Linked DNA regions of Mus musculus: region 1 is linked to region 2. The links are chromatin loops, found by intact Hi-C in ENCODE. Cell type or tissue: gastrocnemius. All regions are shown on one strand. Each heading gives the region's core, and the rest is flanking DNA. Links, peaks and the distances in the headings are about the cores only.

Region 1 (16,240 bases), core at 6,054-11,053, 120 kb after region 2:
AAAGGCCAGGCATGGGGTAGACTTGTAACCCCAGCAGTGGGGAGAGGAAGACAGAAGGATCTGAGTCAGTTGCTGGCCAGCCAAGCCTACAGACCAGTGGGAGACCCTATCTCCAAGAAAAGGACAGTAGAGACTGGGGAGATGGCTCGGTTATAGTGCTTTTTCCTGTCTTGCAAGCAACATGTCTGAGGACAGGAGTCTGCACCCCCAGTCCCTCCCAAGTGCTGGGTAGATGTGGCAGCCCACCTGTCTCTCCAAGAGCTTGGGGTCCCAGCTAGACTAGTCACACAAGCAAGCTCTAGGGTCTGGGTTGTGCTAAAGACTCCTTATGTCAACCTCAACCACTATATGCACACGGACTACATACACATGTGCATCCACATACCGGTACACACACCCATGCATAAATATGCACACGCACACCACATATATACACATGTGAAAAAACTTACAGGTGTGTGGCCACTGAAAATGACACGCTTTGACTTCCTCATGGATGTGCACACACCCGTGCGAGTCTGTATCCACATGAACATATGCTTACACAAACACACAAGAAGTCTGTGGGTGGATTCCCACATATATAATGGCTTGGTTCTGTCCTGCCAGAGCAAATGGACACACCCAACAGGCAGCTGGGCCCTCGGCTACCACACTGCTACCCCAAAGCTAACCACAGAGCATTTTGCAAGCCAAAAGCTTCAGGACACAACACTGAATCATTGAACCCACATTTCTGCCCCCCCTCTCAAAGGGTGGGGGTCCTTGACTCTCTCTCCAACTGATGTCTTTCTGTCCCTCCTGCCTACTCAGCCCTGGAGCTGTTCCCGGGACCTTGCTGAGCCATGTCCTGGGTGGTAACACCCACGCAGGATAGCCAGACTCACCCCACACATGCAGCCATTAAAAATTAACTCCAGAGATCTTTAAAAGCAGAGAAAGTCACCAGAGAGAAAGGGTACAAAGGACAGGGCATGACTAGAGGTTTGGGACATAGCATCTAACAAGTTTTGACTGCAGACAGAAGACATTTTCCCCCCTTTCTTTCAGAAAAGGATGAGAAATCTTTTTTATGCATTTGCCATGGGAAACACTCAGCTCAGCACATTCCACAAGCTAAAAGGAGGCAAACCAACACGATGGCAGAACTCTCCTACCAGCCCACAGGCTCTCAACAAACCCCTGCACTGCCAGGTAAGGGAGCCTTTCAGCCTCCGGAGCAAGGGCTGCACATAGGCAGAGTAAGGGGGCAGTCTGACTCTGGGACGTTAGCCAGCATCACTTAAATACTCTACGCTGCAAAGAAAGTTCCTTTTAGACACAGGGCTCGATGCCAGTCTTATTTATTCTGTTAGGTTTTTTGAAGGTGAGGGTATGAGGGTGGGGGACGGGACCAGAATCCTAGCGATATGACAGTCCAGAGGTTTATTAATTCTGGCAAGCAGCAGCACCACCTAGAAAGAGTTAGGAACTCACGTTCCACCCTCTCTCCCAGCAGCCCAGCACTGGAGGCTGACCACATGTGTGAGGCCAGTCTGATTCAGTCTGTATAGTGAGTTCCAGGCCAGCCAGGAGCTGACTTAGTCAGAGCTTGCCTCAAAAAGTGTTGGAGTGGCGCTGAAGAAATGGCTCCATTGGTAAAGCGCCTGTTATGCAAGCAAGACTTTGGATCATAAGCACTCATGTAAAAAATACACTGGGTAAGGTGGGAGTTGATGGATCCCCAGTGTTCACTGGCCAACCATGCCAGCCAACCAGTGAATTCAGTGATAGACCCTACCTCGAATGATAACGTGAAGAAGAACGTTTGAGGGAGATGCCCCGTGTTGACCTCTGACTTCTACACATGTGAAGGAAGGAAGGAAGGAAGGAAGGAAGGAAGGAAGGAAGGAAGGAAGGAAGAGAGACGGGGCAAGCCAATGAGATAGCTCAGCAGGTGAAGGTGCCTGCCTGGAGCCTAGTAACCTGAGTCAGGACCCACATGGTGGAAGTAGAGAACCAACTCCTGAAAGGTGTGCTCTGACCTCAGATGGATGCCATGGTGCACGCCCCTGCCACACACACGTAAATAAACACATGTGATGTCTAGAAAAATACATTAATTCTTATGTTCATACCCTTTAGAATCAAACACTAGGGGCTTAAACTCAATGGCAGTGGGGCCAGGTGAAGCTGCAAAGTGAGCCCTACCTTCAGATGCCTATCACAACCATCTCAAAGGTTCTGAAAACTAGACAGGATGGGTGTCAAACACAACGAGACCAGGGCATCAGTGAATGCTGCACTATGCTCAGGTCCTGGAGGTATGAAAAACACTAGCATGAAAAACACTGGCAGGTCTCAGGTCTTTATGTCTATCAAATGGACAAACATCCGAAGGCTGGAGAGACAGCTCAGCAGTTAATCGTACTTGCTGCTCTTACAGAAGACCCAAGTTTGGTTTTCAGCATCCACAGTGGGCAGCTCACAACTAACTGCCTCTTATTCCAGCTTCCGGGGGATCCAACACTCTCCCCGGGTCTCTTCCCACGCTCGCAAGTGTGCACTCACACACATGCACACGTATACACATTAAAAATAAAAATCAATCTTTAAAAAAAACCAACTAGACAGCTTTCTGAAAAGTGCTAATGCTAAAAGTCAGCTCTCTGGAAGGGAGGGTGAGCGAACGTCCGTGGACTCTGAGACTTTGACCCCACCATCTCCCACACAACAGTCCCTTCTCCTCCAAACCTAGCCCCTCTTGGAAACCAGCACGCAGGAAGGATTCCACAGTGACTCGAGGGGAGAGACTAACGCCTCTGTCAACGGCAAGACTGAGGGGTGATGGTGTGTGGCGAGGAAGGAAAAGGCCCACAAAACAAACGGCCCTGGCTGCCGTGAGAGGAAGCTAAAAGAACAGCCCCCGCCCCGCAACATTAGGTGAAAAGACAGGAAGTTCTAGAAAGGATGCAAAGATGTTGTTTTAAGCCAGGTGGTGGCGGTGTGTGAGCCTTTAGTCCCAGAATTCGTGAGGCAGAGGCAGAAAGATCCCTAAGATCGAAGCTAGCCTGGTCTACAGAATGAGTTCCAGAACAGCCAAGACACCACAGAGAAACCTGTCTCCAAAAAACAAAACAAAACAAAAAACCCCAAAATGCTGTTTTGTTTTGTTTTGTTTAATCCCTTCTGACGGATTAAAATCTCGGTCCTTTCCAGGATAAACAGCATTTTGTCTGGCATATGGAGATGTTTCTGAGGCCCCCAAACCTGGTCCTACCTCATGATACTTGATGCCCCCTGCTTTTTCCGAGAGGTGGGGCCTGCTCTCCACAGTCTATGTCACTGGTTAAGATATGAATGGCAGTCTACACTTTCCACACAATTGATTGCTGCAATCCTAATGCCCACTGTAGCTACAGGGTGTCCATATTCCAGGCTTCACCTCCAATACCCGGACTTAAGAATACCAGGGAGGGGAAACCACCCCCAAATTTGTACATATCCTCTGGTAATAACTATACAAGATATGGATGAGTCAGAATATAGACAAAGGAAGTAGTCAATGAAAGTGGATTTGGGGCCTGACCCGCAAGTAATCCCAGTTACTCAGGAGGCTAAGGCAGAGGGATTACATATGCAAGGCCAGCATGGGCTACAAAGTAATGCAAAGCCCATTTGTACAACTTACCAGGACTCTGTTTCAAAAGTAAGAGGGTCAGGGAGATGGCTCAGAGGATAAAGACACCTGAGAACAAGGCTGACCTATGACCTACACACACACACACACACACACACACACACACACACACACACACACACAATGTAAGGGTATGGTGTTGCTCAGTGGCACTGCTCTTGGTAAGCATGTAGGAGGGCCGATATTCAATCCCTGGTACCACAAACAAAACAAAAAGTGGGATGCTGGACTGTAGGTTAATCATCTTTTCCTCTGTCACATAATGTGACAGACACTGATTATATTTTAAAAATTTAAATAAAGCCAGATGTGGTGGACCACACCTTGAATCTATCACTTGGGAGATAGAGTCAGACAGCCGTCTGTGAGGTCAAAGCCAGCTACATCTATGGTCTACGTTATAGTTTACATAGTGAATTCCAGAGCAGCAACATCTAGGCAGTGAGACCCAGTCTCACACAAACAAGACAAATTAACCATATGGTAAATACATTAAGAATTATGGGCTGAATGTTCATGCTCCTACCACCAAATTCCTCCGTTGAAATCTAATACGACCGGATCTGGAGGTGGAATCTTTGGGAGGAGATTAAGCTATGGAGGTAAATCCTCATGGCTGAGGCCAGAGAGCTATGCTGCCACGAAGGAATGCAGCAGCAGCCAGCAGTCTGTCACCAATGCAAACCATACCATGCTGGGACCCTGACCTCTGGTCCCCCATCCACCCTTCAAAACTGTAAGAAATAAGCAGCTGGTTGGTAAGCTTCTACATCTAGGTCATTATCACAGCAAGCCACAGGATTTGCTGGCTTCTCTGAGAGTGTAACCTACTGAAAAAGAGCATTCCGATGGGTTGGGAAGGGTGAGTGAGGGGGCATTACAACCAATTTCCCCGAGACAACAGGAGCTGGAACAGTGGTTCTCAACCTTCCTAATGGTTACCCTTTAATACAGTTCCCCATGTTGTGGTGACCCGCCCCAACCATAAAATCATTTTCGTTGCTACTTCATAACTGTAAGTTTGCTACCGTCATGTAAATGTCTGATATGCAAGATTATCAGATATGTGACCCCTGTGAAAGGATCATTCAACCCTCGTCTCCCAAGATGGGTCTTGACCCACAGGTTGAGAACCACTGAGGAGCGCCTGCACTGTGGAAGTACAGACACACCGGGGCAGCGGCGGCAGGTGGATCCAGTTGGTGGATTGGAGTGGTTAAGAGCTAAAAAAAAAAAAAAAAAATTGCCCATTAGTGGAGCTGTCCAACCTCAGAGTTAACTGCCAAGGCCCAAGCTCCTGACCAGGATCTGCGGTATGTGGAGGAGAGGAAACTGGATGGTCATCTATCTATCTATCTGCAGGATGTGTGTGAACTCAGGGGCTTCCGAACTTAACAGACTACACGTTTCAACCTGGCCAGACCTCCCGGTGCTCCGGCTGAGAGGAGACACACTAGAGCTTCCCGTGGGAACTTCTTTTGGCTCACAGAGAGCTGGGGTGTCTGAGGTCTCCTCCAGTCTCAAGTGTCCCTACAAACGTCATTATTTTCCACTCCTGCAATTCCGCCTATATCATAGCAAATGTAAATAACTGGGCATGTTGGTGAATGCCCGTAATCTCAGTCTCAGTGGGACAGGATCAAGATAGCCTGGGCTAGACAAGAAGACCTTATTAGGGGACAGGGTGGTAGTGGAGGGGAGCTAATGTTTATGAGGTGCAAGTCTGTCTCCATGGGAATGAATGCCCCAACCAGCCTTCTAATCCCTCCCCCTAACTTTAAGAAACCATCTGTTTATCTCTTTCTCTGCAGGACAGAAAAGCCTCTGCTGACCATGTCTGGTGATGTCAGGGGAGAACGGCACAGGAATCTCAGCCTCCCTCTCCCAACAGTCAGAAGTTCCTCTGTCAGCCTGGCTCAAGTTACATCACCTCTCCTTTGCCAGACTGGGGATTTGCTCTTCCTGCCCTTCCCAGCTTCCTATTTTAATTTCCTTTTATTCTCTGTTCACCACTGACTCTGCAGACAATAAACAGAGACAACCGAGAAGCAGTGAAAACACTCTATGGAGTTACCTGCTAATGGCAGATCACCCGATCACCATCGGGAAATCAGAGGTTGACAACTGGACAAAGGACGAAGAGGCAGCATTGTTATCCACAGGACTTGTTATCTCAAGTCCCCCAACTCTAACTGCCAAGCCTCTAGGCTGTGACCCCACAGGGAGGGGAGCTTTTGCCCCAGGGGCTCCTGGCAGCCTGAAGACATTCAAAAGTCCTGTTTTGCAGGGCCGGGCACCTGTTGTTCTAAGAGGAAAGGAAGTCTGTGGTTTATGTTTTTATCAGAATTCAGGGATTTTTTTTTTCTAGTGAGGTCAGCCTTGTGCTTTCAGAAGCAATAATGGGAGTAAACCAAGCTTGGCAATGATTTAAACCTGATCCCCACCACCCCGCCTGCACAGACCACTGCACACCCAAGCAGGAGCTCCCATTCACAGCTCCCATCCTCTCCAGTTACATGGCAAAGGGCTCCCAACTCCCAGACGCTGAGCCAGCCAGCATTCACAGAAAGCCACAGTGAATGGTGCAGGACAGGAGAGAGGACATCCTGACATCACAGCAGACTGAAGACAAGGCTAGAAAGAAGAGGGGCTTAAGGGGACTCTGCTGTTTCGTGAGGAAGCTCTCAGGTTGCAAGGTCAACCATTTATACTTGATCGACACACAGAAACACATCATAGCAGACCAGAAAGACAATGACCTAGGTAGACGTACCCGCTATCTCCAGAGCATTGCACCAACTGTCAGGGTTGCCTCCATTTTTTGTAAAACTCACCACCAACACCAAGCATTTCGTTACATTTCAGATGGCTTGCTGGTGATTGAAAGACAGAAAAAAAGCCCACAGGTTCATTGACAAGTGAATAGATAAACAAGACTCGGTATATCCGTCCACGCAGTGGGTTAATACTTGGTCATAAGCAAGAGATGAATGCTGAAAGATGCTACAACACAGATGGATGTACCTTGAAACATCACGCCACATGGAAGAAGCCGATCACAAAGACCCTGTGTCTACCTGGGATAAGTCTAGAACACAGAGAAAAGGTCGGGGGCAGGAGAAACGGGATGTGACTACCAATGGGCTGATGACAATGTCATAAATCTAGAGGGTAGTAATGGCGGCACAACCTTTCGAAAACCACTTAGCTGACCTCATGAAAAGCATGGATTTTTGTGGTATGCAAATCTCAATAAATTTATTGTTTAAAAACTGACTTGGAGCTTTTCTAAATGCAAAACTGGTCCCCTGTTTGTGTCCAGTGTATATGGGTTCCATTTAGTCTACATTAACAATTAGGAGGTAGTTTTGAGCTGAGTAAAACAATGTGTGACCGCACCCATGTGTACTTCTCAACCCAACCTTCTCCCGAGGTCTCCCGTGGCTCTCTTTGCCTGTCTCTGTCAATCAGAAAAGACCAGCTCCTGCAACCTCACCTGTGTCTTGTAATCCCATAGCTCAGGCAAAGACAGGCCCATGCATGTTCCGATGGACAATTGCAGGCACCTGGGCCCCTATGCTTGAGAAGAGAGCCTTGTTATATTTGCCTTTTGGGAGGAAAATTTGCTGGATACGTTTAATTTTCTCCTCTGGAATCTAAGCTTATAAGGCACATTTGGATCCTTTAAAATATTGTCAGTTAGGCGTAGTGGCACACTACTTTAATCCCAGCACTTGGGAGACCAAGGCGGGCAGATCTCTGTGAGTTTGAGGCCAGCCTGGTTTGCAGAGTGAGTTCCAGGACAGCTAGAACTACACAGTGAGACCCTGTTTCAAAAAAAAAACAAAAACAAAAACAAAAAAAAAAAAAACAAAAAAACAAAAAAACAAAAAACAAACAAAACAATATATAGTCTCTGCTTATGTATATATTTTAAAAATTCCATTGCTTAGCTCACTTGGTAGCATGCTTGTCTAGCACACCTCCAGCAGAGCCTGAGCACACTTCCAGCCCCGAGCCTGAGCACACTTCCAGCACTCAGCCTGAGCACACTTCCAGCCCCGAGCCTGAGCACACCTCCAGCACTCAGCCTGAGCACACCTCCATCACTCAGCCTGAGCACACCTCCAGCACTCAGCCTGAGCACACCTCCAGCCCTCAGCCTGAGCACACCTCCAGCCCTCAGCCTGAGCATACTTCCAGCCCCGAGCCTGAGCACACCTCCAGCCCCGAGCCTGAGCACACCTCCAGCACTCAGCCTGAGCACACCTCCAGCCCTCAGCCTGAGCACACCTCCAGCACTCAGCCTGAGCACACCTCCAGCCCCGAGCCTGAGCACACCTCCAGCACTCAGCCTGAGCACACCTCCAGCACTCAGCCTGAGCACACCTCCATCCCCGAGCCTGAGCACACCTCCAGCACCAAGCCTGATCTCTAAGCACCTCTGAAAAACAGAGCAGCGCACACCTGAAACCCCAGGTTCAAGGTCACCTTAATTATACAATGAATTCAAGAACAGCCTGGGCTACATGAATACGTGAGGCCCTATTTCAAACAAACAAAAATCTCTTGGGCAACCACTAAGTGCCTGGTCCTGTCTGGGTGCTGGGGTGGCACACTGAACAAGCCTCAGTGGAGGTGACATATAGCAAATGAGGCAAAAGATGACCCCTGGTGGCAGAAGGGTGCTCTAAATAAAAGAGAGGAGGATGAAGAAGGTTGGGGACAGTTTTAAGTAGTGTGGTCATGAGGGAGGAGAGGTTACTGAGAAGGTGACTATGAACCACAGGAGGCAAGGAGAGGGAGGGAGCATGCTGCTATAAAGAAGAATGTCTTAGGGGAAGGACAGACAAGTACAGATGCCTGAGAGAGAGAAATGTGTGCCAAGGGAGCTTGGGAGCAGGAGATGGGCTCAGTGGTTAGGAACACTTGCACAGGAGCCGAGTTCAGTTCCCAGCAGCCACATTGTATGGCTTATAACTAACTGTCCCATAACTCGCGCTCCAGGGGATCTGATGTCCTCTTCTGGCCTCTTTAGACAGCAGCATAAACATGCCATATACTTAAACTGACATACACACATCCATAAATAAAACAAACAATTTAAGAAATTAATGATAGGTTGGGCACGGTAGCACATACCCTTCATCACTCAGGATGCAGAGGCAGGCAGGTTTCTGTGAATTTGAAGCCAGCCTAGTCTACAGAGTGAGCTCCAGGCCAGCTGAAGCCAATAAATAGATGATAGATAGATAGATAGATAGATAGATAGATAGATAGATGGATGGATGGATGGATAGATAGATAGATAGATAGATAGATAGATAGATAGATAGATAGGTCAAGCTAAAAACCAGTGAGGATGCAGAGGACAAAGTGGGGAGCAGGGAGCTCAGACAGAGTGGTAAGGGGTAAGGTCCTCTCTAGCTCAGATGAGGGAAGAAAGGCTATCCCATGCCTGCAACAAGCTCCGAGGCCTGTCTCAGGACTGGTTTGGGTCAGGGCCTCTCACTGAAGAAGGAGCTTAACTGCCACGCTGGCGGGCAGTCCTGGAGCTTCTGCCTCTTTCTACCTCTGCCCTCTGCCCAGCAGTGGCATGGCAGATGTAAGGCATGCCTGGCCTTTGTGGGGGTGCTCGACTCAGCAACTCATGGTTGGAGGTCAGCAAGTAAAGTGGAGCAAGCACTGAGCCTGCTGAGCCATCTCCCCAGATCTGCCTCTTGTTGTTATTGTTGCTTGAGACAGGGTCTCACCATGTAACACTGACAGCAAACTCACTATAGACCATGGTGGCCTCTAAGGCATAGAGATCTACCTGCCTCTACCCCTGGGAGGTGGAGCCACTGGCAGCCACTGGCAGCCACGGGCAGCCACAGGCAGCTCTTTGCCACAGCAGGAGGTTGCAACGCTGCTTTTTGAGGCAGCTCTTCCTAGCATCCTGAAACAATCCTTCCAATGTCTATAAAACCTAAAAATGCATTCTTTCCTTGACAAGAAGACACAAAACTCATGACGCGCTGTCCCTAGGCAGGAAACTCCAAGGTCAGTCTCTGTCTCTGAGGTCACTCGACCTCTTTCCTGTAAGCAACTCCAGTGCGGTAGCCACAGCAGGGTCCACCATACCTGCTGCTCACCCGGCTTCCCCCGGCCCAGGGAAGGGACAAGTTTTCAGAGTCACTACTGGACGGGTCAACGGGTGTTACTTCTCTTTCTTGGCATACTCAGAACTAAGACCTATCTGACACAGAGGCAACTCTAGTGACAGAGGAGGAGGGGAAGAGGAAGGAGCGCACACACCCTCGCTTCGTGATTTAGCTGCAGAAGGCAAGCTGACAGGACAGACACCACACACTCTGGGAACCACGGTCGTTGAGATGGCGCACGCGCGCGTGCTCTGAAGCACAGGCATGGCCCTTTGCTCCTTAATCTGTTTGTTTTGTCTTCTATAGCCCAGGCTGGCCCCAAACTCATAAAGTAGACCATGGTAGCCTTGAACTCCTGATACCCTTTGTGTGTGTGTGTGTGTGTGTGTGTGTGTGTGTGTGTGTGTGTATACCACAACACCAAGAACATTTTTTAAAAAGAAAAGGAAATAATGAGGGTGGGCTTTGTGGTGCACATCTGTAATCCCAGCCATTTGAGAGGCACAGAATATCTCCAGGTTTCAGGCCAGCCCGAGGTACATAATGAGCCTGTGACTCAAGAAAGCAAAACAGAAATTATAGCAACAGCAATGACAAAAGACTAATAAAAATTAAAATTCCCAATCGCTCAATTTCTTTCTTTCTTCCTTTCTTTCTTATTTACTTATTTATTTGGGTACAAGGTCTCTCTATATAGCCCTAGCTGGCCTGGAACTCACTCTGTAGACCAGGCTGGCCCCAGACTCTCAGAGACCTGCCTGCCTCTGCCTCCCAAGTGCTGGGATTAAAGTGTGCCACCACTCCCAGCTCAATTTTCTTTTGAAGAAAATGCTAGACTTGGTACTTCTGAGAAGGAAGTCAATCTGTGGAAGATACTGACTCTGCCCAAGCCCAGACAGCGCAGCAGAGTGAGGGTAGTTCCCTCACATCCCAAGGTGGGGGTGGGGAGGGTACATGCAACAGACAAGTCGGCTCCCTGTTCCATAGCCTTGGCAACAAGGGCCCTCAGGATCTGCCATCCTCACTCTGAAGTGTTCTAGTCTGTCTCCTCTCCAAGCTCACCAAGGGCCCAAGTTGCAGTTGAAAGTGGACTTCAAAGTTTGCATTTGAAGGCTGCTTTCAACTGCATCAGCTCTCAGTAATAATACCACACCGGGGGGCCGCTCAGCAGGCCTGCCACAGTGGTAGAGTTCTCTCCCACAGACACACAGTGAAAGTATGAAGTCTAGCAAGTTGTTCTCTGACCTCCATGAGTGTTACCTCCATATGTACGTGTTCATGGGGGCGCGCGCGCACACACACACACACACACACACACACACACACACGAGTAAATAAATAGCAAATGGATAAATGCTTTTCTTTTTAATTAAAGAACAAACAAACTGCCCCTCATGCTGGCTGGCCTAGTTCCTGTCTTGGGGATCACAAATCACCTTTGCCTGCCGAGTTCCTCTGACCCCCACCTACCCAGACTCCGTCTCCTGGCTCACAGTCTGGCTAGATCCGGTAGCCGAAGAAACTTCGGTTTGCAGCAGATTGAGGCAATTACCAAAAGCCACAACTGGTCAAGCTGCACAGGACAACTGAGCTCCAGATGCCAGACCCCAGCAGTGTGTGACACTGACTCTGCAACTACAAAATCCCAACAACCGCGGTCACCTAAACAAGCCCTGAGCAGTGATAACACGGTGACAGGCACAGAAATGCAGATGAAGTTCTCACAAGGCTGCATGCACCCCTAGATGGAGAGCTGCAGGTATCAATGGCTGCCCAGAGCAAGAAGTCAGCCCTAAAATACAAAGGAGCCACCACACGAAATGAGTTCAGCAGGCTGTATTATAAACGTGTGCATGACAATAATTAAGGACTAGGGCATGAACTGGAGGAGAGAGACAGGGGTGGGAGGGCTTGAGGAACGGGAATGATGTAAATACAGTACTTGCGGAATTCTTAATAAACAAATTTAAGAGAAAAAAACCTCTGGCAACTAGGGAGATGGCTCCCTGAGTAATGTGCTTGCTGTTGCTACATCGGTGTGAGGCTAAGCAGGCAATGGTTGCCTACCTGTAATCCTGACCTGAAGGAAGAGGAGAGAAGATCCCCAGAGCAAGGATACCCAAGTGGGCAAACCCTTTGTTCAAGTGAGAGAGCTGCCTCGCTGTGGACATGGTGGAGAGTGACTGCAGGAAGACCCCTCCCCCCCAAGGCCAAAGCCTTTCTTCCACACACATGCATGCATACACACACAAACATGCATGCATTCACACCACACATACATGCATATAAAAGAGAGACACGGAGTTTTTCTTCCAATTCTGATCTTTCATTTAGGTCACAATGAGTTTAATTGTCTAACTATATCACTCAAGCAAAACCCAAACCACCAACTAACATCCTGATGGATGGTCGGTGCTCTTAGCATTCCAGGCTAATGACTCTGTAATTATAAATCCCAGCCCTCTCAGGAAGAGCCTGGCACTCTAGGACCCAGGCCAGTGGTGTTGACATTCAATGCAGGGAGCTGGCTGTGTCTGTCACTCGATGCAGGGAGCTGGCTGTGTCTGTCACTCGACAAGTTGGTGGCACAGTTATGCAGCAGAGGACAGAAAGCCGCGGAACACATAGCCCTTGTCCCACCCTGGTTATGGAACCAAGACCTCCCCAAGGGACAAGCAGATAAATGATACATATCTGTTATAAGCTCAAGGAGAAAGAAAGCCGGATGTGCGGGCTGCGATGCCCACAGAAGAACAATCAGTGGTGGAGGCCAACATGGTTAGGCAGGGGGCCAGATGCTAAACAAGTCAGAAGTTGGTGCGCAGTGAGCGTGTGGAGCGCGTGGGATAAGAAGCTACTGAGTGAAGGCACTGGGTAGAATCAGACAGGGAAGGCCTGCAGAACTGGTTGGCGGAACCTCAGAGCTGGTGGGAAAAACTAAAGGAGCGACCATTGGTTTCAAAATACTGGGAAGGTGGACCTCATCCTAGAGCTCCACAGAAGCTCAATGGACGAAGCAGACAGGATGTTCTCAGGCACACGTCTGTCCTTGGGGTGCCGTGTCTGGCTCCTTGATCACTTTTAGCTCCATACCCTCCGTTGATAACCTGCAGTTGTGTCTAAACCCAGCTTTGCTGGGCAGAGTATGGTGCTCATGCTGGGGGGGGGGATGCAGCCCCCCTGCCTGATGCTATGCTTCCCTCTTCACCCCCGACCGTCCTGTCTCCTTGGCTCCGTGGGTCCCCTCGGGGAGCCTTAGTGCCAAACTCCCTTGCTATTTTTATTTATTTATTTTTCCCCCTTCCTTTGTCCCTCTTGCTCCGGCCCATAGGTTTTTTTATTTGTTTCTCATTACAGATGGTTGTGAGCCACCATATGGTTGTTGGGATTTTAACTCATGCCCTCCGGAAGAGCAGTCAGTGCTCTTAACCACTGAGTCATCTCACCAGCCCTTTTATATTTCTTTTTAAGATTTATTTAAAGTATGTGAGTACACTGTTGCTCTCTTCAGACACACCAGAAGAGGGCATCGGATCACATCAGATCTCATTACTGATTGGTGGGTAAGAGCACTGACTGCTCTTCCAAAGGTCTGGAGTTCAAATCCCAGCAACCACATGGTGGCTCACAACCATCCATAACGAGATCTGACTCCCTCTTCTGGAGTGTCTAAAGACAGCTACAGTGTACTTACATATAATAAATAAATAAATCTTTAAAAAAAAAAAAAAAAAAAAGGTGTGTGCCACCACCGCCCGGCATAAATTTGCCTTCTTTAGACAGTTTTAAAAATAACTATTTCGGGGCTGGTGAGATGACTCAGCAGGTAAGAGCACCCGACTGCTCTTCCGAAGGTCCAGAGTTCAAATCCCAGCAACCACATGGTGGCTCACAACCATCCATAATGAGATCAGACTCCCTCTTCTGGTGTGTCTGAAGACAGCTACAGTGTACTTACATATAATAAATAAATCTTTAAAAAATTTCATATTTGTATGTAAGTTCAGGTGTACGCATGCCGACGGGTGTTTGGAGATCAGAGGACAACTTTCAGGTGTGGGTTCTCCCCTTCTGCCTTGTTTGTAGGCAGATTATCTCCTGTTTTTCCTGCTACTTCCAGCAGGCTGGCTTTCAGGCGATCCTCCCTCTCTGGGCCTCCCATCTTACCTAGGGGTGTTGGAATTAAAGTTATACACTCCTGCATCTAGCTGCCTTCTTTCAGGGTCTCCAGAGATCAAACTCAGGGCACTGGATATGCAGTTGAGCCATCTCACCGGCCCTTAGCACATTTGTAGTTAACAACACATTGTTAATTATCAGTACAATATTGTACACCAGATGTCCACACCTTATCCTGTGTGACTGTAACTTACAATCCATTGACTAACATCTCCCCACAGCTTCCGCTCCTTACTCTCTGGCAACAATCATCTGCCTACATCTCGCTTCAAATTTCCTGATTTAGTGTCCTCATACAAGTAGAATCACACAGTATTGTTTGTATGAGGCTAGTTTGCTTGTAATGTTTCAGGGTCTGATCGAGAGGTTGAATCGTAAGAGCTCTGTTGTGAGCGGCTGATGATGATAGTTCACTGTGAGTACACATGGGCCTGCTCCTCCAGAGACAGACACCTACATCATTTCCACAGCTTGGCCATTGTGAATAAGGCTGCAGTGCACATGAGAACATATATCTTCCTGGGATTCAGATTTGAATATTCTTTGGGACAGATACCCCGTGGTGGGACTGTTGGATAATGTGGTAGACTTAATGCATGCATTGTGTTTGTGTCTATGTAAGCTTATGTGCATCACATGCATTCAGATGCACACAAAGGTCAAAGGTCTGCTGGAACTGCAGTTACAGGAGGTTGTGGGCTGACCAGTGGGTGCTGGGAACGGAATTCCATGCAAGAGCAGCGGGTGTCAACGACCATCTCTGACCTCCTGACTGTTTTGTCTTTCCTTTTCCATGTGTCTATCTTGTGTATAAGGGAGGGGGATGATGTGGAGGGCAGAATGAGGGAGGGGGGATGATGTGGAGGGCAGAATGAGGGAGGGGGATGATGTGGAGGGCAGAATGAGGGAGGGGGGATGATGTGGAGGGCAGAATGAGGGAGGGGGATGATGTGGAGGGCAGAATGAGGGAGGGGGATGATGTGGAGGGCAGAATGAGGGAGGGGGATGATGTGGAGGGCAGAATGAGGGGGGATGATGTGGAGGGCAGAATGAGGGAGGGGGATGATGTGGAGGGCAGAATGAGGGAAGGGGATGATGTGGAGGGCAGAATGAGGGAGGGGGATGATGTGGAGGGCAGAATGAGGGAGGGGGATGATGTGGAGGGCAGAATGAGGGAGGAGGATGATGTGGAGGGCAGAATGAGGGAGGGGGATGATGTGGAGGGCAGGGAACCGCTGACAGGATACACATTGATGACAGTCGAGAGGAAACATGCGGCTGGAGCAGGAAGCAGAGAGAGTAGATCTTTTTATTGTGAGCACAAGGCTGAAAACCACTAGGGATGGCAGGAAGTACGCCACCCCAAGTGACAGACTTCCTCCAGGAAAGCCACAGTTCCCAAACCAACCCAAACAGCGCCACCAACTGAGAACCAAACATTCCTGAGATTGGAGGGAGGGAGGGGTATAGTCCATTCAAACCACCAGGTCTAGCTCCCGGGCCACTTAAGTCTCTTGACTATATTATAATGCAAATGGCTCTGCTCCGCCTTTAATCTTTCTGGCCATTTAAAAATCCAAAATCTCTTCTGCAGTTCAAGGCACTGGTTTAACTGGAATCCCCTGGAAACTCAAAAAAGCAAATTACATATTTCCGATGTACAGTGGGACTGAATTTACAATACCATCCCAGAGGGGAGGAACTGGGGGCAGAATGAGGAAATACTGAGTCAAAGCAAGACCAAAACCCAACAAGGCAAACATGAAATTCTCTAGCTCTGTGCCCAGTGTCACTCAGCCTGACTGGCTCTATCCTCCGAGCAGTGCACACATCTCTCTTTGGTTGGTTTCACTCCCCACGTGCAGCTCTCTCCTTCACAGACATCCCACAGCTGTAAGATCTCCAACACAACCCAGGATTCACTTCCACAGCTTTGGGGACTCTATCAGTCTCTCAAGGACTCTTACCCTCTCACAGCCTTTGGACAGGGAGGACCCTGCCATACCCAGCCTGGGCATGGTGGCTTTTTGAAACCATGCAGGGCATTTCCATTATCCCTTAACTCCTACATCCATCTTGAATCTAGAGCCAAGTGTCACCGCCAAGTTCAGCTCCCAGTTTGAAATGGCCCCTGGTCCCTTGAACCACATTGGCAATGGCTTGCGTGCAATCGCTTTTCAGGAGCAGAAAAGAAAATGCCTTAAGCCCTTTCGTAAGCTGGAAGCTTAGCTGGGCAGGG
Region 2 (16,240 bases), core at 7,571-12,570:
ACAAACAAACATACATACATACATACATACGGGCAAATGCTCATACACGTGAAGTAAAATAAAACAACTGGGGTCGGGGGAGGATTAGAACTTGCTACGCCCAGTTGGTAAGCTTTATGACTCTACAATAAGTAGCCTGCAAAAATTTAACCCAGGGCTTGGCAGGAAGGCGGTGGCTTGATTCAACAGAAGGCCTAAAGAAACATCCAGAGACGGTCTTGCAACTGTAATTTTATTTTCTCTTGTGAAAATAAACTGGGAGTTTAAATTGTTCCAAAAACCATAAAAACAAAATGAAATACACACAGAAAAAGCTTGTGAGGTGGTGGTGGGGGAAGGGGCAGAGGGTCTTGGAGCTTCTGCGGATTGTACTAGCACAGATGGAGGTGACAGGAGCCAGACATCGGGGACTGGGGCCTGCCTGCCACTCTGATACTGCGAGGCGGGAAAGAAAACGTGACTGGGCAGCAGAGAGGAACAGACTTCTTGAAGGCAGTGGTAGGCACCTTGAGTCCCTTTAAATGCAGGGGGGGGGACCATTTCAGAAGGACCCCACCCCAAGCTGGAGTCCAGGCCATTGGGGCCCGAAGAGGGAGAGGGGATGATGGTGGGAAACTATGGTCACACGTGGCCACAACCTTACACTGGGCAGAGGACAGAGGGGGTTGAACTGGCGCTGAACACAGGACAAACATTTGGGCGAGGGCAACAGGACTGACCTGGAGAGAAGGGTGTCAGGCTAGAACTCCAGGCCTGGTCATGTTGCTGATACGGTGGGGGAGCTAGGGCAAGTGGGGCTGGCAGCGACGACGGAAAGGAGGGCAGAGAGTCAGGAAGAGAAGAGGTAGAGAGATATCTCCCGCCCAGGTATACCCACCACAGCGCAAGGGGAGGGAGCAACACACTGCTTTTCAGTGCTTTCTTGTGAAGGATGGTTTTTTTTGGGGAGGGGAGAGGGGCAGGCTTTGTTTTGTTTATGTTTTCTCCTTTTTTTTTTTTTTTTTTTTTTTAAAAAAGCCTGAAGATCAGCTACTGGTTATATCTACAGTGGTAAGGCACTGCTGTTACCAGTCACTTTACAGAACAGTCCAGAGTGGTCAAATATTGACCAATAATGCTTCCTTTGTGTTTCCCCCTTCCTCTCCTCTGAATCATTACTACTTGGAGTCCCGAGACAGCCTGCATAGAACCGGGGGCAGCTTAGTGGGCAGACTTGGTGACCAAGGAAAGAGGCTGGGCCTGTAGCACGGGGAGGGCCTGGTGGGCATGGAGCGTAGCTGGGAAAGTAGGGGGAGAGGTCAGCAGAGCGGCGGGCATAGAGCCCAAGGGCAAGGGCCTGGATAGGAGTGGGGGCTGGCTGCCCATCTGGCTGGAGTTGCTGGCGGCCGCCTTAGCCGACAGGAAGGCAGCGGAGTGGAGAGCCAGCTGGGCCCGGGCCTCCGGTTTGGTGGTGAGCGACAGGGGCTGCGCTTGCTCGGAGTGGGTAGCCGCAGGGGCAGCTGGTGAGGCCAAGGCTGCGGAGGGCGTCGCAGGGGAGTCCAGCGTGCTGCCATGGGAAGACGCAGGGCTATCACAAGGCTTCTCAGGGGGCAGGTACTGAATGCATGGCTTCTTGCTCTTAGAGGCCAGAGCACCTAAAGGTACAAACACAAGGAAATAGGATTAGCTGTCTTCTGACACACCTGAAGAGGGCATCTGATCCCATTACAGATGGCTGTGAGTCACACACCATGTGGTTGCTGGGATTTGAACTCAGGACCTTCGGAAGAGCAGGCCATGCTCTTACCGGCTGAGCCATCTTGCCAGCAAACAGAACCTAACCGCTATTTCCACAACATTCATTGTGAGGTGGGTTATACGGCATCTAGAGCTGGTATACAGTGATGGAAGATATGCATAAACTTTATGCAAATATAAGGCCACTCACTCAAGAGGCCTGAGCACCTGGGGATCAGGTATTTGAGAAGTAGGGTATGGGGACGCCTTGAAACCCATCCAAAGGACAACCAGGTGTGACTGACTGCACGTTGGAAATGTAAGATTTTAAATAAATAAATTAACAAACAAACAAATAAATAGTGGTGGTAGGGTGTGTGTGTGTGTGTGTGTGTTTGTGTGTGTGTGTTTGTGTGTGTGAGTGTGTGTGTGTGTGTATGTGTGAGTGTGAGTGTGTGTGTGTGTGTGTGTGAGTGTGTGTGTGTGTGTGTGTGAGTGTGTGTGTGTGTGTGTGTGTGTGTGTGTGTGTGTGTGTGTGTGTAGGGCAGAGGTTCAGACTGAGTGTCTTCGATTGTTTTACCCCTTACTTAAGAAACGTTTGTGTGTATATGTATTTTGCCTATGCGTATATCTGTGTATTAAGGTACATGCCTGGTACCTGTGGTGGTAAGAAGAGGGCATTAGAAACCCTGTAATTGGAGTTACAAAAGGGTGTGCGCAAGTGCTTCTAACTGCTGAGCCAACTTTCCAGACTCTCCCTCTTGGGTTTGGAGACACACTCTCTCCCTGGATATAAAGTCTGTTGTTTTTAGTAGACTAATGATGGACAGGTTGCCACTGTGGCTTTCCTGTGGGTGCTGGGCATCTGACTGAAAGTCCTTATGCTTGCACAGACTCAACCCACTGCGTTATCGCCAGTCCTCACTGTGTTATCGCCAGTCCTTGAGTATCCCAGTCAGGCCTCACACAGTGCCATCCCTGTTTTACTTGGTGCTGGGTGGGTATCAGGCTCAGGGCTTCACGCATGCTTAGGCAATCATTCCACCCACTGAGCTATATCTCCAGGATTTTCAAAGATTTGGGGATTAGGAAACTATACTTCAGAACAACACTCAGTGCCCAGAGAAGGCACAATCCAAAGACCAAATGCCCAAACTGACAAAGACCCACTCAGAATCTGAACAGAGAGCAAAGTTCAAAGCCTATCACTTCCTCATCTCTTCCTTAAACCCATTAACAGCTGAGCTGAATCTACTCAGTTTATGGACTATAGTATTCTCCTGATGTACAACCAAAGAAAACCTTATTCCAGCGCACTAATTGATAAGTGGCGTGATGGCCAATCTATCTTACCATCACCATGTAAACACGCCTCTGAGTGTATCTGTAAAATGCTTTCATAAAGTTTTAACAGAGCAAGGAGGATCCAGCCTGAATATAGACGGAGGCCCTAGGCTAAATGGAAAGGAGAAAGCAGGTAAGGACCAACATTCATCTCTCTGTCTGCTGGCCAAGAACACACCGCGATCAGCTGTCATGCCTTCCCACCATAATGGACGGTGTCCTCCAAGCTTCGAGACAAAACAAATGCTCCCTTAAGTCACCTTTTGTCAGGTGTTTTGTCAAGGCAACGAGAAAGTAACTAATCCGGGTGATATGTCTATCTCTAGCATGCCGCCTTTGGAAGGGAACTTCAGAGATAATTCCAGCTAGCTCCTGTTTTTACCTTAGGTATCGACTTTAGGCGTGACTCTAAAGGGACAATTCAGCTGCACTGAGACAAGTCTGAGCTTTGAAGATTGTTCCCGAACCCCCTTTAAAACACTTGCTATCTTAAAGAGAGGGACTAGGAAACCCTGCAAACCTTCCAAAGCTTTATGTGAGGGAGGGTGCTGGGGCCAAACCCAGGATTGAGCGGCTGTGTTCTCGGTCTCTTACTTGGTCTTCTCTGAAAGGAAGTGCTGCCGTCCTGCTGAAGTTGCTCAGGAACACAGAGTCTTCAGAGACTCAGGTAACATAAGCAAGAGTGTCCGGGACAGTGGGAGGGGAAGCGAGGGGCACCAACCAACCCAGGACTCACCCTCTGCCTCTTGGATTTGCTGCTGAGACTGTGTCTGTGACAGCTGCTTTTCTCTCTTCCTCTTCTTCTTCTTCCCCTGAAAAACATGGCCACAGGACTGATGAGTAAGGACAGAATAATACTAGCCCGGCAAGAAGACCCCAGACTACCCTAGAACAGAGATGGCAGCCCTTCTCCTGATCGTTCCTGGGTAAGGTGCTGGAGAACTGGCCTGGGAGACGAGGAAAAGCGACCCTGCCCTCATTTCTCATAAAGTCCCTCTGGTGGGGGCAACCAAGCCTCTTGGTCCCGAGGACCTTCGAGCTAGTCTGTCTCTTGCACCCTTTACTCCCTACAAGAGTGGTTTTAAAAGCTTCTGTCCCTCCTCCTCACACATGTGTGTGTGTGCTCATGAATGTGTGTGTGTGTGTGTGTGTGTGTGTGTGTGTGTGTGTACAAGCATTCGAGTACATGCAATGCACACGGGGACCAGAGGATTGCCCTGGATGTCATTCCTCAGGCACTGTCCACCTTTTTTGGAGACAAGGTCTCTTCACTGGCCTGGAACTTGCCAAACAGGCTAGGCTGGCTGGCTGGCTAGTGAACCCCAAGATTTGTTCTGTTCAGGGCTGAGTCTAGGTACACAGCACCATGGCCCAGTTTTGCATGTAGGTGTTAAAGATTAACACTTGACCTGTTGGCAGGCAGGCAGTTCACCTACTGAGCTATCACCCTGGCCTGCTTACTGACCTTTTCTGAGCAGTCCCAGGCCTCTCTGAAAATTTGATGCAGCTACTATGAGCCCCCTCACCAGATTAAAAAAAGGAGAGAAAAAGAAAAAAGGAAAGAAAAGGAAGAGAGAATAAAAGCATACATAGAACAATCCAACAAGTCTCACAGAAATTCTAGACACAGCCCCTAAAACTTCCAACTTGGCTTCCTTATTTCCAGGAAACATGGCTTCTCCTCTAGAATCAAGCCGAAGTAGCTTGCTCTCTCGCCTCTGCATCCTGAAGATGCTGCTCCCAAGGTCTGAGTTCCTGCACGCACGCACGCACGCACAGCATGAACACTTACATAGTTGTCCCGGGCTGACCAGGTTGGGTAGAGCTGCGCGTGAAGCTGCCGTTCTTTCCGGGCAAGCTCATAGTATTTGGCCTGTTCTTCTCTTGACAGGTTGTGCCACTGAGGGAGAGAGGGTGAAGACACACAGAGCCATCAGGGTAGGCGGAGACCCTGAGGCCCCTCTGCCAGGACGAGTTAACAGCAGCAGGCATTACCTTTCTTCCCAGGATTTGGTTAATGGCTGCACTTTCCTTCAGGGTACACTCGGCCACCACCTTGGCCCTCATCTCCTTCATATACAACATGAAGGCATTCAGGGGCTTTTTCACGTGAGGTTTCTTCTCCTCTTCCTTCTTCACCGTAACTGGGGATTTCCTGGGGAGGCACAGGGCTGAAGGTTAGGTATCACCATCTTCAGACTTCCCTCCTGCCTGCCTTCACTGGGAGGAGAGGCTTGTTTGGTGGCCATGTGTGACTGCTTTCATGATCTGGGCAGAGGTGGGGGGGGGGGCGGTGGGAGGGGATGGAGGGAGGAAGGGGAAGGGAGGACAAGAGAGGAGAAGGGAGGCAGAGCGTGGCCTCCCTCAGCCATAGGTCTGGTGGTGTGGGTGTTTCTGCTATCTTTCCAGCACAGGGATAATGCCAGGGTCTCTCTGGCACCAGCTGTCACCAGTCCTTGAGAGAATTCCTTTCTCCCATCCTGGCCTTACATTTTATTGGGGACGACAGGGTAGGGAGGGAAGCCAAAAGCTTTCTTAGCTCCTCACAGCCACAAGAACCTGTCTGAGGACAGAAGCATTAGGTCTTAAAGGAAGGGCCATGGCAAATCAAAGAGAACAGCGTGCACGGGAGAAGCCAGGGCTTGGACTGCCAGCTGCCAGCAGGAGAGAAGACCACAGGGCACAGGCTGAGCAGAGAGTGGATCACACCCCTCCCCCCAGAGGGATCTCACTTACGCACTCACTGCAGGGCTCAGGCTGGGGGCTGCTGGCTCCTGCTTCACAATGGGGGAGACGATGGCAGGGTGGGGGATTCCTGAGGTGGGCAGACCAGGATGGGCAGGAGCCACCATGTGTGGGAACCGGCTTGAGACCAGGCTGTGTAACAAGGAGACACAAGTGAGAACGGAGAGGCAAGGGCTGTGTGCCGCCCACCGAGAGGGTGGTCACCTGCAGAATTAGGCGGTCAGTTTTGGGGGCCGCCCAATGACACTGTCCCTTCCCCTAAACACACACAGCCTTGGTGCTGGATGCAGGCAGAATGAAAAACTTAGAAGGACTGCAGGACTATAGGCCGCCTGCCACTGGTGCTCCCACTGTCAGGTAGAGCCACCCCTGTGAGAAATCCCTATACACTGTTTCCTTTCCTGGCATTACCATGGAAGATACACATTTCCTCCTAGTCTCTGGCTTCAGTGTGTCATGTTTAAAATGACTCTGTTCCATAGAGTCTGGTAAGTAGGGATGTGGAAGGAGGGTTTAGCTGCGCGCGAGCGTGTGTGTGTGTGTGTGTGTGCATAGTAGGTCCTGGGGTGCCCATTCCATGGGGTTGTGGTGTAAGGAGTATGAGTAAGAGCTAGCCCCTCATCAAAGAGAAGTAAGGATCAAGGAAACCGTGCAGTGGTGACGCACGCCTTTAATCCCAGCACAGGAAGCAGAGGCAGATGGATTTCTGAGTTCGAGGCCAGCCTGGTCTACAGAGTGAGTTCCAGGACAGCCAGGGCTATACAGAGAAACCCTGTCTCGAAAAACCAAAACAAACAAACAAACAACAACAACAACCCCCCCCAAAACAAACAAAAAAGGATCAAGGAACCCCACCATCCTGCCTAACCTATAGGTGACTGGTTAGCTTATGGCCAGAAGTGGCAGTCACTAATATCCCTGGACTGTGACATCATGTTGGCAGCCCCGGCCTGAGGACTCACCTGGACATTGAAGCGTTCATGGCGAGGGCAGGGTAAGGATGCCGGAAACCACCCGGAGGGAGAGAGTACATGGGCTGCCCTTGCCTGTGAGGGGGGAGGAGGGAGGAAGATGATCTGGTCAGCCAAGTCGGAGGGGGCTGGAGAGGATGCTAAGAAACGGGCGGGAAGACAGAGGAGTTGGGAGCAAGCTGTCCAAGGCGGGAGTGAGGATGTCTAAATCCCGAGTCCAGAAGGGCAGAGCTCAGTGGAGGGAGGAAGGAGGGTAAGAAAGGCTTTGGGGTTTCCTTACTGTGGGACGAGCCAGCCGAGGGGATGGGGGATTTGTCCGACAGCTCCTGGAGACAGTGGGTAATACGGTGACAGCTCAGATGGATGAGGGGGCCGGGGGATTCCTGCTTCCAAAGAGAGATACGTCAAATGCTTCCCTCACCCAGCCTTCGTAACCTGCGTAACATCCCATAGGAGCTGCCGTGGAAAGCCCTTGTCTCTCAGCATCTCTGCCCCTTTCACCTTCTAGTAGCCCTGGGCAGTCAACTCAAGGGCATCCAAGGGAGAGAGGACCCAGATACAGTCTCTCTAGTTACCCAGAAGCCATCTCTGCGGATGTAACTTTCTTTTGTTGACTGCACAGGGATTCATACAAGGCCCAGGAAATACCCAACAGAGAGCAAATATTACTCCAAGTCCTCACTTATTGAGCTTTCTAGACAACCAGCCTCATTCTCAGTACAATAACCTTTCTCTGCCAACAAACCACCCTGCCTCTAAACTCTGGGTTTTTATTCGACGGTCATCTCGCCCTACCCCCAAATAATCATTATTTCTTTAAACATGGGCTCTGAAAATTCTTAGTGTTACAGTGACTCAGTAGGAACGTTATGAAGACCTAGGCTTCCAGGTACGGACAGGTGTGGTGGGCAGTTAATTATCACCTTCCACACATTAAAGCCAGCTCCGCCCCCATTGTTTTAAAAGCCATTTTGACGTCTGTCCAGAAGGCTCTATTGGAAATATGTGGTGTAGTGGGCACACGTTCTGGTTATAGAGGCCCAACCTCAGATGACTAAACAACCCTTGCATTTACAATGGTTCCAGGCTCTATACTTAACCCCCGACCCCATAGAGCCCCACCACCGCTCTTTGGGAGCCCAGCTTGTCACAGGGGCCACTCACCTGTCTTTGGGTCGATCTCTGGGGACAGATGCGTGGGAGGGGACGCAGGGGAGAAGTGGTCGTTGCTGTAGGTGATGAGAGGTGTCAGCGGGTGCATGTGATGAGGGTGCTGAACAACAGGAACTTTGTTGGACTGCAAGAGAGAGAGGAGATGGACTAGGCACAGTGGCAGGAAGACGGTGTGTCCAGCCAGCTGCCACTCACCGGTGGCTCCTTTCAGTGTAACACCCTTTCCAGCCCTCACAACTGGCCTAGAGGGAAGGAAACGAGAAGAGGATGAGAGAGGGCCTCGAACTCCCACCCCGGTCTCTAACTCCCACACAGCCCCCCTTTATGGGTACAGCGGGGCGCTTGTGGGCTGTGCCGTTCTGACAGGAGCTCTCGGGTTTATGTAACCACGTTCTGACTTTACTGACGAGAAGCCCTTTGACCTCTCTGTCACTTCCTGCTGCCCCTCTTTTCATCCGATATGCATACCACAAACTCTGGTCTGCTCAGTTCCTGGGGCTTCCTGGGTTTCCAAGTCTTATAGCAGGTAAAGTGGGCAGAGCAGGGATGAGAGCAGGAAAGCCCATCCTGATCATGAGGTGTGCTGCTGGCCTTGGTGGTGCAAAAAGGCCTCAAACCGAGTAGCTTCCTAGTTAGTCCTCTGTACTTGTTAGCTGTAGCAGCATAAGGTGAAACTTAAATACTGCCTTCACATTTTCAAAGATTTATTTATTTTATGTATGTGAGTACACTGTAGCTGTACAGATGGTTGTGAGCCTTCATTTGGTTGCTGGGAATTGAATTTTCAGGACCTCTGCTCACTCTGGTCAACCCCGTTCGCTCGGGTTGGCCCTGCTCGCTCAGTCCCTGCTTGCTTGGGCCCAAAGTACACTGTAGCTGACTTCAGACGCAACAGAAGAGGGCGTCAGATCTCATTACGGGTGGTTGTGAGCCACCATGTGGTTGCTGGGATTTGAACTCAGGACCTTTGGAAGAGCAGTCAGTGATCTTACCCACCAGCCCATTCACTTTTTTGGAGAATTTTTTTTTTTTTTTTTTAGTTTTCTAGAGACAGGGTTTCTCTGTGTAGTCCTTGCTGTCCTGGAACTCACTCTGTAGGTTCTCAAACTCGGAGATTCGCCTGCCTCTGTCTCCCAAGTGCTGGGACTGAAGGCGTGTGTCACCTACACCTGGCTGCTTTCACTGTATTTCCTGGCCATCACAATGATGAATATACAGCACAAGAAAGAACATGTGCAATAACTAGCTCTGACATCAGATTTCTAGGAACCAAGTGAGTGTATCCAAATGATGAACCTGGGTTTATAGGGGCCAGCCTGTCAAAGGGTAATTTTCGGCACTATAAACGTAATAGGGCTATTGAATTACAGAGAATGTTCAGTGGGTCAAGGTGGATGCCTGATAACCTGCCATCTCTTTCTAGATCCCTCAGGGTAGATCCTCTGACCTCCACAAGAACACCATGGCTAAAGGATGCCCACCCACATACACACAAAGAAATATAATGAATAAAAATAGAGAGAATTGCACAAACCATGATACAATTCATAAACAATGATTCTAAAACTGATTGCTACATAATCACACAGCTAAGCCAGCCCCTGCCAACAACGCCCCATGTCATTTATTTATCTTTGACAACATCGCATTATATAGTCCAGGCTAGTTTCGAACCCATGATCATCCACTCCAGCCTTCACGCTTCAGTTTTTAATTTATATTTATTTGTATCATTTTTGTCATTTTATAGTGAGAACTCTTAGGCTGGAATATGTAGCACAGTTGTTTAGCATCCTTGAAGCCCCACGTTTGATCTCCAGCTCTGTGTAAACTGGGTGTGGTAGCATAAACCGGTAACGCAGACACTTGCACTCAGGAAGTAAAAAGATCAGAGGTCAAAGGTCACTCTTTGTTACATAGTAAGTTAAAAGCCAGCCTGGACCAACCCCCTTCCATAAATAAACTAAAAAGTTTCAGTTGCCTGCTTACCCTTCAGTCAAAGAACACATAAAGGGAGTTCAATTTGCAAATCTAGGTATAAATCTAAATGACCTGCGGGTTATAATTTTGTACCACTAGGGGGCATCATTGTCCAGAAAATGGTCCGCGAGGGGCTGGACAGGAAGTGTTGCTGAGCAAGAGTTGTCCTAGAGGCTGGCCTGTCCTCTTAGGAGGCTACCTCCCACTCTGTCCTCACCCACTTCTCTCTCCAGCTGTCCCCAGGAGCTTGATGAGCACGGCAAAGGCTGAGGCTACCGTCAGGAATGCAGAGCCTCAAGTGGACAACCTCAGTACAAGACGTAGGAGCCACACGGGCTTGCTCAGCAAGGAATGCCATCCGAAACAGAGCCAAGTCCTTCCAGCAATGCCCCATCCGAAACAGCCAAATCCTTCCAGCAAGCTACATAGGTCGAGCACCTTCTCAGCCCAGGTATCTTGACAACTCCTCTCCCTGATCCATTTTAAAGTTTTGTGTGTATGTGTGTACACAGATGGAGACCTGAGGAGGGTCTCCTTGATCTCCTTTTGACTTACTGAGGTCTCTTGCTGAACCCAGAGCTTGTTGATCTTGGCTCAACTCCTTGCCCTGTCTTTATAATCTGCTAAATCCATGCGAGGCTGCCACAGCTGCCTGGGTTTTATGTGTTCTGAGCATCCCAGTTCCTTCTGGTCCCCACACTTTATCTGCTGAGCCATCTCCTTTGGCCCGCAGCTTCACCTTGCTGAGGCAGGCTGTGTAACTTAGTCTGCTCGATGACCACCACAGCCTGCTTCAGTCTTTTCCCTTTTGAAGCTCTTCAAACTCACAGCTCTTAAGAAAGCAAAGGGGTCCCCAGGGCATATTTTAAGCCCAAAGTAAAACCAACCCCTAAGGGCTCGCCATGGAAAACTGTCCACCAGAGGAGTCCCCCTCCCTCTTGTTGTCCTTCTTCTTTTATAGATTTATTTATTTGCTTATTTCATGTATAGGATTGCTCAGGTGTTCATGCACACCAGAAGAGGGAATCAGATTCCATTATGCATGGTTGTGAGCCACCTTGTGGCTGCTGTGAATTCAACTCAGAAGAGCAGCCAGCCTCTTAACTGCAGAGCCATCTCTCCCTTAACCTGATCAGAAACCAGCTGCATGGGATTGATCGCTCAGGAGAGTAGACCCTTCCCTTCTGCTGTCAATCACGATGGAGTCCTGGACTTGACAATGGCTGCCCAGGAAATCACCCAACATTTCAGTAGACAACTAACAACGCTATTCAGAATATGAGTTTTGTCAATCATCCATGACCCCTTAGCTGATAGAGAAGGGCAGGGCTCCCGGGGAGAATGGACACTGAAAATGTTTGCAGTGACATCAGTTTCTTTGAAACATCCCAAAGTCCATGGGGAGGGAGCAGGTCCAGTAGAGGTCGTTCCTTCAGACACACTGTGGGTGGTGTCTGCCAGAGCTGGTCAACTGTGGGGCTGGTAGGGGATCCCGGAGGACTGAGACTCCACAGCAGCACCCTGCCACCCTCCGACTCTGCCACCTGCCCCGGAGCAGCTAAGCCAGGGGTCCCTCCATTCTTCTGTCACCCGACCCAGGTAAATAGAAGAAAGTATCAGCTTTGCCACATCTCCTGACTCTTAACCTCAGGTTGGTTGCAGGAATATCCCCAAGCTCCTCGTGTATTTCCTAAGTGTGTTCCTAAGGTCTGAACGGCGACTTAGCTGGGCTCCGCTAACTGAGATGTGTTACAAGAGGAAGGACCAACAAATAAGCAATGTGTCAACCAGAATATAGTCCCAAGGTCCAATTCTCTTGCAGCAGATCTCACATTCCACATGGCAAGAACTCATTTCCGGTTTGTTTGCTTGTTTACTTGGGTTTTCGAGACAGGGTTACTCTGTGCAGACCCGGCTGTATGGGAACTTACTTTGTAGACCAGGCTGGCTTCAAAGTCATAAGCCCTCTTGCCTCTGCCTCTCAAATGCTGGGATTAGAGTTGTGCAGCATCTCAATGGGCTAGACATTCCTAATTTTAAAACATTTAAATGTGTGTGTGTGTGTGTGTTCGTGCATGCTGATGATGTCACGGTGTGCTTGTGGAGATCAGGCGACAATCTGTGAGAATGGGTTCTCTCCTTCTATCATGTGGGATTCAGGGCTAGACTCTCAGATCTTCAGGCTTACAGGTAAGCACCTTTAACCACAGAGCAATTTTACTGTGCTCAATGCAAAGATTTTAAGAGTAAATGTATTCATGAGAGTGAGCAGGCCCTACTGACCACCACCAGCCCAGATCTGCTTTTGTTTGGTTTTTGTTTTATCTTGGTAATTTTCTGGCTTAAAGTTTTATGGCAGAGAGCAACGTTCTTTGCATCCACCCTATCACAAACAGCTAAAGAACTCTTCCTTAAGTCAATTCCTTAGATGATGGTCTCCTTTTTAATTATGCATATTTGCCTCCCCCCTCCCTCCCTCCCCTTCTCCCTTCTCCCTCTCCTGTCCTGTCCTGTTCTGTCCTCTCCTCTCCGGTATCTACCTGTCTCTACCTCCCTAGTCCTGGAACTAAAGGCTGGGATAAAGCCACTGTGCCTGGCTTTATTTTTCTTTTATAATTTTTTTTATATTTATTGACTTTATGTGTATCAGGGTTTGCCTGTGCGTATGAATATGTACTATGTGTAAGCCTACTTAAGTTTGATACCCACAGAGGTCAGAAGAGGGCATTGGATTTCCTGGAACTGGGGTTAGGGTGGTTGTAAGCCAGCAGGCGCTGTGATCCTGTGCAAGAGCAGCGAGTGCTTTTGACTGCTATGCTAGCCCTTGTCTCCAGCCCTGGTCCCTTCCTTGAGTGGCCTCTTCATGAGAACTTGACATACAATGTCAGAAGCTACTCTGCTCTGCTGTCTCTTACTTTCCCCAGATGCCAACTTCTGGATTCTTCACCGATTTCTGGTCCCCTATTTCTAATTACGCCCAAGTCTATCTTAAATTTAGCAGAAAAATATTCTGGAAGGAGCCAGCTGGCACAGATAGTAAGGGTGAAAGATTTATATGCAACAAGAGCCAGGCAAAGAAGAAGTTAATTAAAATTTGGACAAGAGGGACTTGCGAGATGGCTCAGCTGGTAAGGTTTAAGTCACCAAGCATGACAACATGAGTTTAATCACAGGAATTCACAAGGTGGAAGAACAAAATGACTGCTAAAAGGTATCCTCCACCAACACACCACCAGGTGTGTGCTGCTCCTTGGCCCCCAATAACCAGGCCAGGCGTGATGGCACACACCTTTAATCCCAGCATTTGGGAGGCAGAGGCAGAGGCAGGTGGATCTCTGAGTTCGAGGCCAGCCTGGTCTACAGAGTGAGTCTCAGGACAGCCAGGGCTACACAGAGAAACCCTGTCTTACAAAATAAGAGGATTTACATAGTGACTGAAGGCAGAGCAAGTTAGGCACGCAGTGAGAGGAGGGGCGATCCTGGCACAGGAACACTAGTGTAGATGCTAGGCGGTACACCTAGGGCACTAACAGAGGCCATGTACTGAGCAAGATAAGGAGGCAGTGAGGCCTCGCACAGGAGCAGAACACTGGGAACGGCCTGGGTTTCAGCTCTGGTGCCTCGGGCACAAACACTCCAACTAAGCTTGGTTTGATGGCACACACCCGCTTCCCGAAGGATTGAGAAGCTGAAGTTAGGGCAGTGAGCTAGCTCAGCAGGCAAGGCTTCTGAGTCTGATGGCCTGATTCTGACTCCTAGGACACACATGATGGAAAGAACTGACTTCCATGAGTCACACACACACACACACACACACACACACACACACACACACACACAGAGGTAAAAGTAATTTTAAAAAATTAAAAAGAAATGTCTGGGCAGTGGTGGCGCATGCCTTTAATCCCAGCATTTTGGAGGCAGAGGCAGGCAGATTTCTGAGTTCGGGCCAGCCTGGTCTACAAAGTGAGTTCCAGGACAGCCAGAGCTATACAGAAAAACCTTGTCTTGAAAAAACTCAAAAAAAAAAAAAAAAAAGGCTGGGCAGTGGTGGCACATGCCTTTAATCCCAGCATTTGGGAGGCAGAGGCAGGCGGATTTCTGAGTTTAGGGCCAGCCTGGTCTACAGAGTGGGTTTCAGGACAGCAGCCAGGGCTATACAGAGAAACCCTGTCTCAAAAACAAACAAACAAACAAACAAACAAACAACCAAACCAAAACAACAACAACAAAACCAAACCAAGCAAAAAACCAACAACGAAAAAGAAACGAAGTTGAGACCAATCTAAGTTATAGAATGAGACCATGTCTTTAAGTCACAGCACAAGGCCAGAATCCAAAATGAAACGTTCCAACCCTTAAGACAGCAAGGACCATGCTGCAGGCCAGTAAAGATGTAAAGATAAAGGCAAGGACCTGCAGGCCAGGGAGAGAGGATGCTCTGGGATTGGAATGTGCCCGTGGGTCCTTGTGTGCAATGGTCCTTGTGTGCAATGGTCCTTGTGTGCAATGGTCTGTCTTGAAAGCTTTGCAGGTTGGGCCTTGACTATAATTCTTTAGCTAACTCCTTCCTGATCAGAGGTCTCACCTCCCGTTCTCGTTAGTAGGGATACCACGGGGAACCGAGGGGTACTTTATCTTTTTGCAGTTGGTACTACTATTCCTTCCTGTGTGTCCAGACTGGCTTCAAACTCTTAGCACTCCTCCCTGGTGACAGGCCTCCCTCAGTGACCCAGTCCTGGGAGAACATTTAAAACCCCTGCAATCCAAATTGTTGTTAGAATTTCACCAAGGTCAACAGAACCGAGAGTTGTTTCTTGATTACCGAGCTCAACATCTTCGCTTCAAGTCCACTTTAGCTGGCATGATAGATCTCAGGGCTACAGAGCGAGATCCTATCTCAAAACCAATCAACGACAACAAAACCACACCAGCATGGTACACCATGGCATGGATGTGGGGGTCAGAAGACAATTTGCATAAGTAAATTCCGTCCTTTCACCATATGGGTCCTGAGGACAGAATCAGGCCACCAGACTTAGTGACAAGTGAGGTAAAGGCCCTCACCACCAGTTTGTGTAACTGTGTTATCAATGGCACAAATTTGCTTTGCTGCATTGTCGATTCTATCTCTGTGGAGGCCGGAGAGTGGGAGGTGTACGAATTTCAGAGAAACTAAAGGACAATCACAGAAAGAAACAGAACGAGGCTTCTCAACCTGTGGGTAGTGACCCCTCTGGGAGTCAAAAATAGCTTTTCACTCGGTAGCCAAGGGCCATCGGAAACCACAGGTGTTTGCGTAATGATTCATAACTGTAGCAAAATTACAGTTATGAAGCAGCAATGAAAATAATTTTACGGTTGGTGGTTGCAGCATTAGTAAGGTAAGGTTGAGAACCACCAGTCGAAGGAGTGATGCAGGCCTTGCCCTCTCGTCTTGACTGCCTTCTCAACCCAGTGGGTAAATACTCGTTGAGAAAGCATCTGCACGCCTTCCAATCCTCTCCCCAGAAAGCACTCACTAAGGACCCAGGGGCAAACAGCAGCACTAACATACAATGGAAACACCTGGCATCAGCTAATCCCAAAGCCAACATCTCTAACATGGGCGTGTTGACACAGTGGGTCTGCTCCTGATAGGATGAGGACACCTAAAGCTGGGCTAGCTCGTGTGACGTCCTGGGCTCCCTCCTGCCCACTGACTAAGCTGAGCCTGGTGGCCCAGGCGTGTAATCCCAGCACTCGAGGAAGGAGGGTCAGAAGTTCATGGCAGTCCAAGAGAACGAACCAAGTCTGAGGCCAGCCCGAGCTCTGTGAGGTCATTTACTCAACAAAACAAGAACAACAGAAAAGCCCAAGAAGGAAATGGCTGGCTTTATGTGAGAGTCAGGGAAAGGCAAGCTGGGCTGAGGCCCTGGGCTGACGGAAGCTGAAGTCACACCAATAAAGCCTAGAGGAGTGGTGCAGACGGAAGACACAACCAGCACAGCCGTTATTACCGTGGGCTAGAGAGCTGTGTGAAACGCTAATCTTTCTTTCCTTTTGCTTGTGTGTTATAAGCACATGGCCATGCATGCATTGAGGACAGAGGAGGACGCAGGGTGTCCTAACCCATCCATCACATTCCACCTTACTCCCACTTATTCTCACTGAAGCCTGAGCTAGGCTGTAACCTGGGGTTACAGGAACATGAGCGTGGGCACATCCTTCTGTCTTTTTAATGTGGGGGCTGGGGATTTGAACTCAGGTCCTCCAGTTAACACTATACACACTCTTACCTACTGAATCAACTATCTCCCCAGGCCCTACTC

Evidence for each region. A loop is a pair of places that touch in the nucleus more often than their neighbours do. Peaks named below come from ENCODE experiments on the same cell type or tissue, not always from the same donor. Only the 100,000 strongest peaks of a DNase experiment are listed, where the experiment ranks them.
Region 1: a loop joins it to region 2, with 2.1 times the contacts of the local background. A loop is called at or near these places in 1 of 42 quality-filtered maps.

What each region holds. Positions count from the first base shown.
Region 1 is chr6:72,743,068-72,759,307 of GRCm38, forward strand. All of the region lies in intron 3 of Tcf7l1 (transcription factor 7 like 1 (T cell specific, HMG box)), which reads right to left. It overlaps Gm31249 (a long non-coding RNA gene), which reads left to right. Exons shown (of 2, transcript XR_377763.3): 1 at 1-1,194; 2 at 5,491-6,955. Among named protein-coding and RNA genes, the nearest start is that of Gm31249, 11 kb to the left of the region's middle. In gastrocnemius, for the core only: a CTCF peak has its summit at 8,360 (motif pointing left); no DNase peak of the experiment used is centred there; H3K4me3 peaks cover 3 bases; H3K27ac peaks cover 193 bases.
Region 2 is chr6:72,626,160-72,642,399 of GRCm38, forward strand. Tcf7l1 (transcription factor 7 like 1 (T cell specific, HMG box)) reads right to left here. Exons shown (of 12, transcript NM_009332.3): 5 at 7,941-8,073; 6 at 7,057-7,159; 7 at 6,768-6,851; 8 at 5,797-5,937; 9 at 5,056-5,215; 10 at 4,853-4,960; 11 at 3,797-3,872; 12 at 212-1,634. The coding sequence ends at 1,201. It overlaps Gm15401 (predicted gene 15401), which reads left to right and starts at 3,129. Exons shown (of 5, transcript NR_040422.1): 1 at 3,129-3,193; 2 at 3,672-3,727; 3 at 3,892-3,986; 4 at 10,163-10,380; 5 at 10,920-11,558. In gastrocnemius, for the core only: CTCF peaks have their summits at 10,021 (motif pointing right) and 10,982; a DNase peak (open chromatin) is centred at 10,086; H3K4me3 peaks cover 328 bases; H3K27ac peaks cover 727 bases.